3 separate regions of the Homo sapiens genome follow, and all the other regions are linked to region 2. A link is a contact called in ENCODE Hi-C or POLR2A ChIA-PET data. All regions are on one chromosome and are shown on one strand. The core of a region is the stretch at or near the end of the contact, and the rest is flanking DNA. Distances in the headings are between cores, read along the strand shown. Region 1 overlaps ELMO1 (engulfment and cell motility 1). Region 2 overlaps ELMO1 (engulfment and cell motility 1). Region 3 overlaps ELMO1 (engulfment and cell motility 1).

What was found. Hi-C counts contacts between places; a loop is a spot of excess contacts on that map. ChIA-PET counts read pairs that join two places held with the same protein, here RNA polymerase II (POLR2A). Pooled maps may share reads with other maps.
Region 1: a loop to region 2 is called in a map of posterior cingulate gyrus, with 2.0 times the contacts of the local background. The contact joins two enhancer-like sites. A Hi-C loop is called at or near these places in 3 of 168 maps with a recorded cell type or tissue (dorsolateral prefrontal cortex, mucosa of descending colon and posterior cingulate gyrus) and 4 of 50 pooled maps. POLR2A ChIA-PET finds 5 or more read pairs at or near these places in 5 of 52 experiments (H1, WTC11, activated CD4-positive, alpha-beta T cell and 2 more).
Region 3: a map of posterior cingulate gyrus shows a loop between it and region 2 (8-fold over the local background). The contact joins two enhancer-like sites. A Hi-C loop is called at or near these places in 2 of 168 maps with a recorded cell type or tissue (mucosa of descending colon and posterior cingulate gyrus) and 1 of 50 pooled maps. POLR2A ChIA-PET finds 5 or more read pairs at or near these places in 6 of 52 experiments (CD4-positive, alpha-beta T cell, H1, HepG2 and 3 more).

What each region holds. Positions count from the first base shown.
Region 1 is chr7:37,228,742-37,231,816 of GRCh38, forward strand. The region is part of intron 8 of ELMO1 (engulfment and cell motility 1); the gene reads right to left. Among named protein-coding and RNA genes, the nearest start is that of ELMO1, 220 kb to the right of the region's middle. Within about 2 kb of position 1,715, at least 4 of the 41 ENCODE cell types and tissues checked have a DNase peak (open chromatin) inside an H3K27ac peak, as active enhancers do; they include dorsolateral prefrontal cortex, where a contact is called at or near this core.
Region 2 is chr7:37,283,163-37,286,288 of GRCh38, forward strand. The region is part of intron 4 of ELMO1 (engulfment and cell motility 1); the gene reads right to left. Among named protein-coding and RNA genes, the nearest start is that of ELMO1, 160 kb to the right of the region's middle. RefSeq lists a silencer at 2,883-3,126. Within about 2 kb of position 1,734, at least 8 of the 41 ENCODE cell types and tissues checked have a DNase peak (open chromatin) inside an H3K27ac peak, as active enhancers do; they include dorsolateral prefrontal cortex, where a contact is called at or near this core.
Region 3 is chr7:37,249,415-37,252,586 of GRCh38, forward strand. The region is part of intron 6 of ELMO1 (engulfment and cell motility 1); the gene reads right to left. Among named protein-coding and RNA genes, the nearest start is that of ELMO1, 200 kb to the right of the region's middle. Within about 2 kb of position 1,323, at least 3 of the 41 ENCODE cell types and tissues checked have a DNase peak (open chromatin) inside an H3K27ac peak, as active enhancers do.

The DNA.
Region 1 (3,075 bases), core at 465-2,964, 54 kb before region 2:
CCTGTAATCCCAGAACTTTGGGAGGCCGAGGCGGGTGGATCACGAGGTCAGGAGATCGGCTAACATGGTGAAACCCCCATCTCTACTAAAAATACAAAAAATTAGCCAGGCGTGGTGGTGGGCTCCTGTAGTCCCAGCTACTTGGGAGGCTGAAGCAGGAGAATCGCGTGAACCCAGGAGGCAGAGGTTGCAGTGAGCCAAGATCACACCACTGCACTCCAGCCTGGGTGACGGAGCGAGACTCTGTCTCAAAAACAAAACAAAACAAAAAACCAGCCATGGAGAACATGAAGCTCCACTCCTGTATTTAAAATTATCTAGGTAGATGCCTGTAAATCTCTCAAATTTTTAAGAGGCAAAAATTACCAGGTCTCTAAAGCAAAATGGTGGGATGTTTGTCCAGGCACTGAAAACATTTGCGGGGTAAGCCAGGTTCTCCTGCACAGCTAGGGTTTCAAGAGCATTTATATGAAACTTTCCTTCCAAAAGAAGGCACTGATGTTATACTTGGCTAGGGAAAAACCAACTCATAACACCTAAAGTTTTTTTTTCTTTTCTTTCTACTCCATATTTTCTTACTCTCTCCCTAAGTAGCCGAGTCTTTAAAATGCAACATTATATATTGGTATCAAGGAATTCCAAGTTTCAGAGCTGTTTATGAAATGATGCTATTTATTGCAGCCAAAATTTGTAAACCAGAATCTAGATTCACACATAACAAAACAGATAAAGTAATAGAGAAGGAGACAGAGGCTGGCAGGGAAAAAAAATATTTCTCCAAAGTGGTATGAATTTGGCATTAATAGGAAGCCAACTCTAGACCACAGAGATAGGCATCTTTTGTCAGCCCATTTCCTAGTCGATTTTTGTTGAGATAAAGCTCCATTTAAAAGACAGTTGCCTGCATACAATTCCTGGGTTGTCAAAGTGCTGAATTTGGTCCAGCTAATGAATAAAAAAGTTAACCTTACAGAAAAGTAAGTAATTTTCTGATGACTATTTTTTCAAATTCATGTAACAGATCTCTAAGTAGCAATGCAAAGAAAATGAGACTGGGAATGAGGACATGAAATAGATTAAATGTGCTGCTTTTTAAAAAATACTTAATTTTTTATTTAAACCACCAAGACTGTCAGTCTTTACTTTCTTACATTTAATATGATTTTTGAATTAATTTCAATGAATGAAAAACATTTTCTTAAGTTGTTAGAAAATTAAATGACTGTCATTCTCTTTGGCCATTGCTCACATCATTTAAAGAAACACAGCTTTCTAATTCCTTTCCACTCATCACCGAAATTTTACTTAAAATATATTTAAATACAGTACTTTTTTTTCCTTCTCTTCTTCAAATTCTGTGGGTATTTTTAATGCTTCCAAGCAAATTTTATTCATTCATTTCACAGAAATGTATTAAGACCTTACTCTGTGCCAGGCCCCGAGGATAAAGACATGAAGAAAGCCACGTTTCTGCCTTCCTGAGGTAATACTCTATTGGGAAATACTGTTAAATGAATAAAAAATTCACCGAAATGTGACAAGTGCTGGAACAGGGGCATTCAGGAGATCCCAGGGGAACAGAGAGCAGAAGAAATTGCTTAACTCTAAGCAGTAAGGTCAGGGAGGAATATGTAAGAGACAGGCTGGTTAAGCAAGGCTCCGGGAACTATGCCTTCCACCACTTGGAAAGCACAGGTGCATGATGAGGAGGAGAAGCACCCTGACCATGTGACCAAGGACGCCCACTCACTATGTGACCTCATTCAACCTCGGCAAGCCACTGCATCCCTGCCTCCTAACCAGAAATAACAAGACTATCTGTTCTGTTCTGGAAAGGATTGCTGTGGGGAATCAAAAGAGCTAATGTTGGTGAAAGTAGAACATAATTTCAAGGAATTCACATTCAGTACAACATTGTTGTTACATTCTATAGCAAAAGAGGCTCTCATAACAGACAAGCCGGGCACTCTGGAGGTAGAAAAGAAAGCCTGCTGTAAATTCAAAAAGTTAAAATGTTTGTTAAGTATTAAAAAATCAATGATACTCACTATCTTCAGATTTGGAATTGCTTCTCTGGAACTGATCTTAGAGAGGCAAAATAGTGCCATTTATTTTTTCCTCTCATAATCTAATGCTTACATTCCCTGCCACCACCAAAGGTGGCAGGAAAGTACTTTATAACACATCGGGATGTCTTTGGCTTCTTTAGCAATTAGGTTGGTGCAAACGTAATTGCGGTTTTTGCATTACTCTTAATGGCAATTCCAACAGTTTCTTTCCTTTATGGCAATTCATACCACTGATAAATACAGGCAAAAAGGGGCCTCTTCCTTTTCTGTGTGTTTTCTACAGGGTTCCTTTTGCTCATCCCCTTTGGCTTTATGGATTTACATAAGGAAAGAGAGTTGATTCTGAGATGTGTTGAGAAGGCCCTGGGTTTCCAATCAGCTCTTGTCTTAAATGAACATAAAACATAGTGCGGACATGACACCTGTGGGGCCTCTGATCCTACCCCCCTCATTCAACCGATTAGGGCCATCTCATGTCCTTCGATTCAAGGCAACATCTCCCCTAAGATAATGATTAATTTCAAAAAAAAAAAAAGCAGCACGTTTACAGTGGGGAGATCCTACAGATGCCACCTAATCATGTAATCCAGGGTAACATCACCAGTCAGAGGACAGTGACATCATATGCCCATGAAAGGATGCACTGAGGATGTGCCATAACTTCTGTAGCATTCTTGCCAAAAATGCATAACCTTCTTTAATTGAACCATGAGGGAAATATCAGACAAATCCAAATTGAGGAACATTATACAAAATAACTGACTGTTAACTTTCAAAAGTGTCAAAATCATAAATGACAAACAAAAAACCTGAGGGACTGTCACAGACTTGGGGACACTAAGGAGGCATGACAACCAAATTCAGTGTGGGATCCTGGATCAGATCCTTAACCAGAGAAAGGCATTCATAGAAAAACAGGTGAAATCAAATGCCGGCATTGCACCACAGCTTATTTATCAATTTTGATAACCGTACTGTCATTTTGCAAAATGTTAACTTTAGGGGA
Region 2 (3,126 bases), core at 484-2,983:
GACAGAAGGAGCCTGTCTGTCTCCTTCAGTGTTTTAATCAAGGACTTGTGGAAGATAGAGAGAAAGAACAACATGCTTTTCTGGAGACGACAAACTCGCCTTAAAGGGACATGCACAACCAGATGTCCACGACTGCTCAAAAAAAAGATTAAATTTAATTTAAAAAAAGCAGCCCCCTGTCCAAAGACACCAAGTTGCTTGCTTCCTTAGCCAATTTCACATGATAGGAGCCAGCACATACCTACTTTTTGCCTGGTGTCTAGGCTGGGGACTAAAAGCTCAGGGTAGAACCCAGTTCATGTCCACATCTCTAATACCCCAGGATAAGAATTACTGACTCTAATCTGTTAAACAGTAATGGAATGTAATTATGTAGATGTGAATCTTGGACTTGGCCTTGAAGTTAGGTGTAGGCAGTCCCCTTAAGCACAGCAGCTGAGGGGGGCCATCTTTGCATTTCAGACAGTGGGGCAGCCCCAGCAAGGGCATTCCCTTTGGGATCCACCATTATGATTCCATGGGGAAGGCCTCAAGCCTCCTGCGTCCGGCCTCTGCTCTCCCTACCAGGGACTGCTTCAAAGCAGCTCTGCCTATCCAAGCTTCTGGCAACAGAGACACGTCTATAGTGCTGCACAGCCAGCGGCCAGCTGCTTTCCTCTGACAAGTTTATGCACCATCCGTAGGTTGTGATGTCCCTGTGGTGGCCATGCCCTCTTTGAAGAACCCTGGGGGACAAGCAATGCCTGCTCTTGGTCTTTAGTTCCTCAACTGCCCACTCTTCCTCAAACTGGAGGCCACAGCTTCTTTTCTGCAACTGCTTCTTCTGGACCCATAAGAGTTCAGAGATAGTGTGAGCACTAGGGGAGTATGATACACATTAATAAAACCTCTCGTGGGACAGGTGCTGTGCTGGGAGGACAATGAGGAGTTAGGGAGATGGAGCAACAATGGTCTGGTATCTGGGAGAAGCAGAGGACTGGGAGGAAGGAAGCCCTGGTTGGCCCTGACCAACTTACTTCCCACGTGACCCTGGGCATGTCAATTTGCTTCAGACCCTCAACAACTGAATGGAGGCAACGGACCCAGGGCCATAGGTCAGTTCTCTCCCCTCCTCTTTCATTTGCATTGCCATAAACAAAGAGGAAACATTTACAGCTTTTGAGCAAGATTACTGATGTGATGAAGGGGATGTTTTAGGGAATGAATTTGTTGAAGCAGTGAATGAGATGGGAAGGGAATGCGTTCAGAAGACTGAGCGAGGTGAGGGAGGACTTCAGCAACACACTACTCCCTCCCTCCACGGCAGAGCTTGGCCCTTATTACATCAGACTGCAGGCTCCAACCTTGACATCGCTGGCTCTGAGCATCTCCCAGCCTCAGAGTTAACAACCCAGCAAACAAGGCCAAGATTCAAAAGGTTAAGGAGTAACAAGTTCTATAACAAGGCTATATGCCTTTGCTCCCATATACAACAACTAGGAGAGTCAATAGGATGGTTTTGTAACATATGACTAAGGCCTTTGAAATGTTCAAATTCTATGAATTTATCCTACCAACATATCAGAGATGCAATCAACATTTTATGAAAGATGTTTACTGCAAAACGGTTTAAAGAAAAAAAAAAGCTAAAAGCAAGCCCAAATATTCCAGTTATTCATTTATTGTCTCTCAACTCAAAACCATTCTTGGCCCTGCTTTCTGACAGGTTGCCAGCTGCGGCAATGTGACACTTCACCAATAGAGGGCACTGGAGTGATTCTGCCTGGGGAAAGGACATTCCCTTTGGGATCCACCATTACTATTCCATGGGGAAGGCCTCAGGCCTCCTGCACCCGGGCTCTGCTCTCCCTACCAGGGACTGCTTCAAAGCAGTTCTGCCTACCCAAGCTTCTGGCAACAGAGACACGTCTATAGTGCTGCACAGCCAGCTGGCCAGCTGCTTTCCTCTGACAAGTTTCTGCATCACCCGTGGGTGGTGATGTCCCTGTGGTGGCCATGCCCTCTCTGAAGAACTCTGGGGGACGAGCAATGCCCGCTCTTGGTCTTTAGTTCCTCAACTGCCCACTCTTCCTCAAACTGGAGGCCATAGCTTCTTTTCTGCAACAGCTTCTTCTGGACCCATAAGAGTTCTCTTTTACTCACAACTAACCAGCTTCTACTAGTTGTCAATCATTTACATTGGAATATACCCTGTTTAAATAACAGTATGGTTTCTGTATCCTGACTAGATGCTGGCTGATATACAAAGTCTTGCAAATGTCCCCTAACACAAAGGAAAACTGAAGCAAATTATGGTAAGGCAGGCCAAAGATACACCATGTAGCCATCGAAGTGCTGCTATGAAAGAATGTTCAGTAATATGGGACCCTGGGACACTGTATTGTGGTGACAAAAGCAGAATGCAAAATAGCAAAATTGCACCAAACATATAGAATATAATGTGTGTTCATGCACTAAGTACTGGTGACCAGTTTGAGAATCCCATGTACATTGCCATCACTTGCAACCTGCAAAAGAAGGGGAAAAAAGCAGGAAAAATGCCTAATATTATGGGTATTTGCCCAACCCAGCCAATGAGGAGTGCCTGTGTTTCCAGGGGAGAAGCAATCTCCCTGGTTTTGCACAGAAGGGACCTGTACGAGTTGAGCGAACCACGTTGAACAGCCTTATTTTTCCATCCACTTGAGATAAGAGACCTGATTGCCAGCCCTTCCCACTGCCAGCAGTTTTAACTTACCCCTCAATCAAACGACATGTGCAAATGCTTAAACATGGGGTGCAATGGGCAAGTTAGAGCCTGTGGTCTCAGAAAGCCACAAAGTGCTACAGAGACAAGAAAAAAGAGCTGCACTTATAGGAAAGAAACTCATGCTTGTAAAAAGAAAAAAAAAAACATTTTTAAAGGGCCATTCCAGTGGCATGAGCAGGGATCACTGAAGATGCTACTACAGCTGGGAAAATACTAACTCCATGGCCCATTCTAGGCAAAACAATGCAAATAGTGGTCTGTGGAGAGAGGATGAGATAAAAACATTTACAGCTCACAGCCAAGGAACAATGCGGCTGGAAACACTAGGGATGGAGGAGTGGCCAAGCTTGAGGCAGCAGGGTGTCACATGACATCCT
Region 3 (3,172 bases), core at 73-2,572, 34 kb before region 2:
TTACATATCACTAAAATAACTATGGGACTCCTTCCAATGTTCCTAATACAGCCAGATTTTGGAGAAATGACCTCAATGAAACAAATAAAACAGCACTTATAAATTCCCCAGATTAGTGAGAACTCCACAAATACCACTGCTATCTTTCTGAGGAAAACCAGAAAACCAGCCGAGTATTGACCAAGGTATTGGAAATAGACATACTCCTACAAGAATGGTAAAGTATAAATTAGAACATTTCTGCAAGCTATTGGGCTATTCTTATTTTAAAACAGCTTTAAAATGTATACATACTCTGAGTCAGGAATTTTATTCCAACAAAATAAATTAAATATCCACAAAAATTTTGCTAAAAGAAAAGCTGATTTAAAAATATTCAGAAAGCCAGGCCCGGTAGCTCACACCTATAATCCCAGCACTTTGGGAGGCCAAGGCAGGAGGATTACTTGAGACCAGGAGTTCAACACCAGCCTGGGAAACACAGAGAGACCTTCGTCTCTATAAAAAATATTTAAAAATTAGCCAGGTGTGGTGGCACCTGTAGTCCCTACCTACTCAGGAGGCTGAGGCAGGAGGACTGCTTAAGCCCTGGAGGTCAAGGCTGCAGTGAGCTATGATTGTGCCACTGCACTCCAGCCTAGGCAACAGAGCAAGACTCTGACTCAAAAAAAAGTAAGATAAAATAAAATAAAAGTTCAGAGAAAAACCCTAAAAACAATATAAATGTCCTACAATAGGGAAATAGTTCACTGTACTATGCACATTCTTCAAATTATTGTATATTAATTGTACATAATAAGCTATAAAGCTGCAAAAATGAAACAGTACGCATGCAACAAAAATGACAGGGGAGAATAATATTTAATCACATGGAAATATTGTTAGGTACAAAAAGCAGGTTATAAAAACATGAGTATTATAATTCTACTTTTATAAAGCCTGTGCATATGTGTGTATCTAAAAGAATATATAAAAAACGATATTCATCAAGATATTAAAAATAGTCGTCTGTGGAAAGGCACACTACAAATTATTCTTATTTTTTCCTTCTGCTTTTTTATATACTTTTCAAACGACAGATAATTTTTCATAAGAAAAGAAAGTTAATTTAAAAAAACTTTCCATCCAAGCACTTTGGGAGGCCGAGGCGGGTGGATCACGAGGTCAGGAGATCAAGACCATCCTGGCTAACATGGTGAAACCCTGTCTCTACTAAAAACACAAAAAATTAGCCGGGTGTGGTGGCAGGTGCCTGTAGTCCCAGCTACTCTGGAGGCTGAGGCAGGAGAATGGCATGAACCGGGGAGGCGGAGCTTGCAATGAGCCAAGATTGCGCCATTGCACTCCAGCCTGGGTGACAAAGCAAGACTCCGTCTCAAAAAAAAAAAAAAAAAAAACCAGAAACTTTCCAAGTTCATCATAAATACATGAATTTAACTTTTGTTCGCAGTTGACTTTCCTGCCCAGGGTGGTGTTACAGCTTACTCATATTCCAGCAGCGTAATTTTCCCATCACATTGCCAAGCGGGAAGGAAACTATAAGTACCCTGCCCTTTCATTCTTGGAAATGTTTCCCCTGTTTTTCTGCCCCTAGTGATGACTGACTAACAGTGGAAGGACACAGAAGTAGGCTTTCTCATTGTCTGTGTGCTTAGAGGCATGGACAAAGACTGTGGTGTTTTATTAAAACCCAAAGAAGAGCAGTATTTTTTATGACATTGGACTTAAGAGTTGTGGACACAATTTTCCTTCTTTCAAATAAAATAAAATATATCATTTCTGAGAAATGTTTTGATATCCATCTTTTTGATATTTGTTTCTGGAAACACTGTCCATTCCTCAATATTCCTTTTGTTGCTCAGGCTGGGGCAACATGTTTCCCCACAGCTGTATTTGCTTTCACTCCTATGTTTCAAGCAGAAATTAGGAATGAAATTTCAAAACTCCATTAAGGATAGAACAATTAAACTCAGGTTTTAAACACTGTGCTCATGCTCTGTCAAGATGACACTTCCTCACTGTTCCTCTGTTACTGACTTTGCTCCATGGCCCCACCCAGTACCAGCTGGAGAGAGACCTTTTAAAAGCCCAGCCTTGTTGTGACAAAATCTCTCACCATTTGCTTGCCTGCAAAGGATTTTATTTCTCCTTCACTTATGAAGATCTCAAAATAATAAGAGCTATTTATGACAAACCCACAGCCAATATCATACTGAATGAGCAAAAGCTGGAAGCATTCCCTTTGAAAACGGGCACAAGACAAGGATGCCCTCTCTCAGCACTCCTATTCAACATAGTATTGGAAGTTCAGGCCAGGGCAATCAGGCAAGAAAAAGAAATAAAGGGTATTCAAATAGGAAGACAGTAAGTCAAATTGTCTCTGTTTGCAGATGACATGATTGTATAATTAGAAAACCCCATCATCTCAGCCCAAAATCTCCCTAAGCTGATAAGCAACTTCAGCAAAGTCTCAGGATACAAAATCAATGTGCAAAAATCACAGGCATTCCTATACACCAATAATAGGCAAACAGAGAGCCAAATCATAAGTGAACTCCTATTCACAATTGCTACAAAGAGAATATAATACCTAGGAATAGAACTTAAAAGGGATGTGAAGGACCTCTTCAAGGAGAACTACAAACTACTGCTCAAGGAAATAAGAGAGGACACAAACAAATGAAAAAACATTCCATGCTCATGGATAGAAAGAATCAATATCATGAAAATGGCCATACTGCCCAAAGTAATTTATAGATTCTATTCTATCCCCATCAAGCTACCATTGACTTTCTTCACAGAATTAGAAAAAACTACTTCGAATTTCATATGGAACTAAAAAAGAGCCCATATAATCTAGACATTCCTAAGCAAAAAGAACAAAGCTGGAGGCATCACGCTACCTGACTTCAAACTATACTACAAGGCTACAGTAACCAGAACACCATAGTACTGGTACCAAAACAGATATATAGACCAATGGAACAGAACAAGACCTCAGAAATAATGCCACACATCTACAACCATCTGATCTTTGACAAACCTGATAAAAACAAGCAATGGGGAAAGGATTCCCTATTTAATAAATGGTGCTGGGAAAACTGGCTAGCCATATGCAGAAAACTAAAACTGTGCCACTTCCTTACACCTTATACACAAATTAACTCAAGAT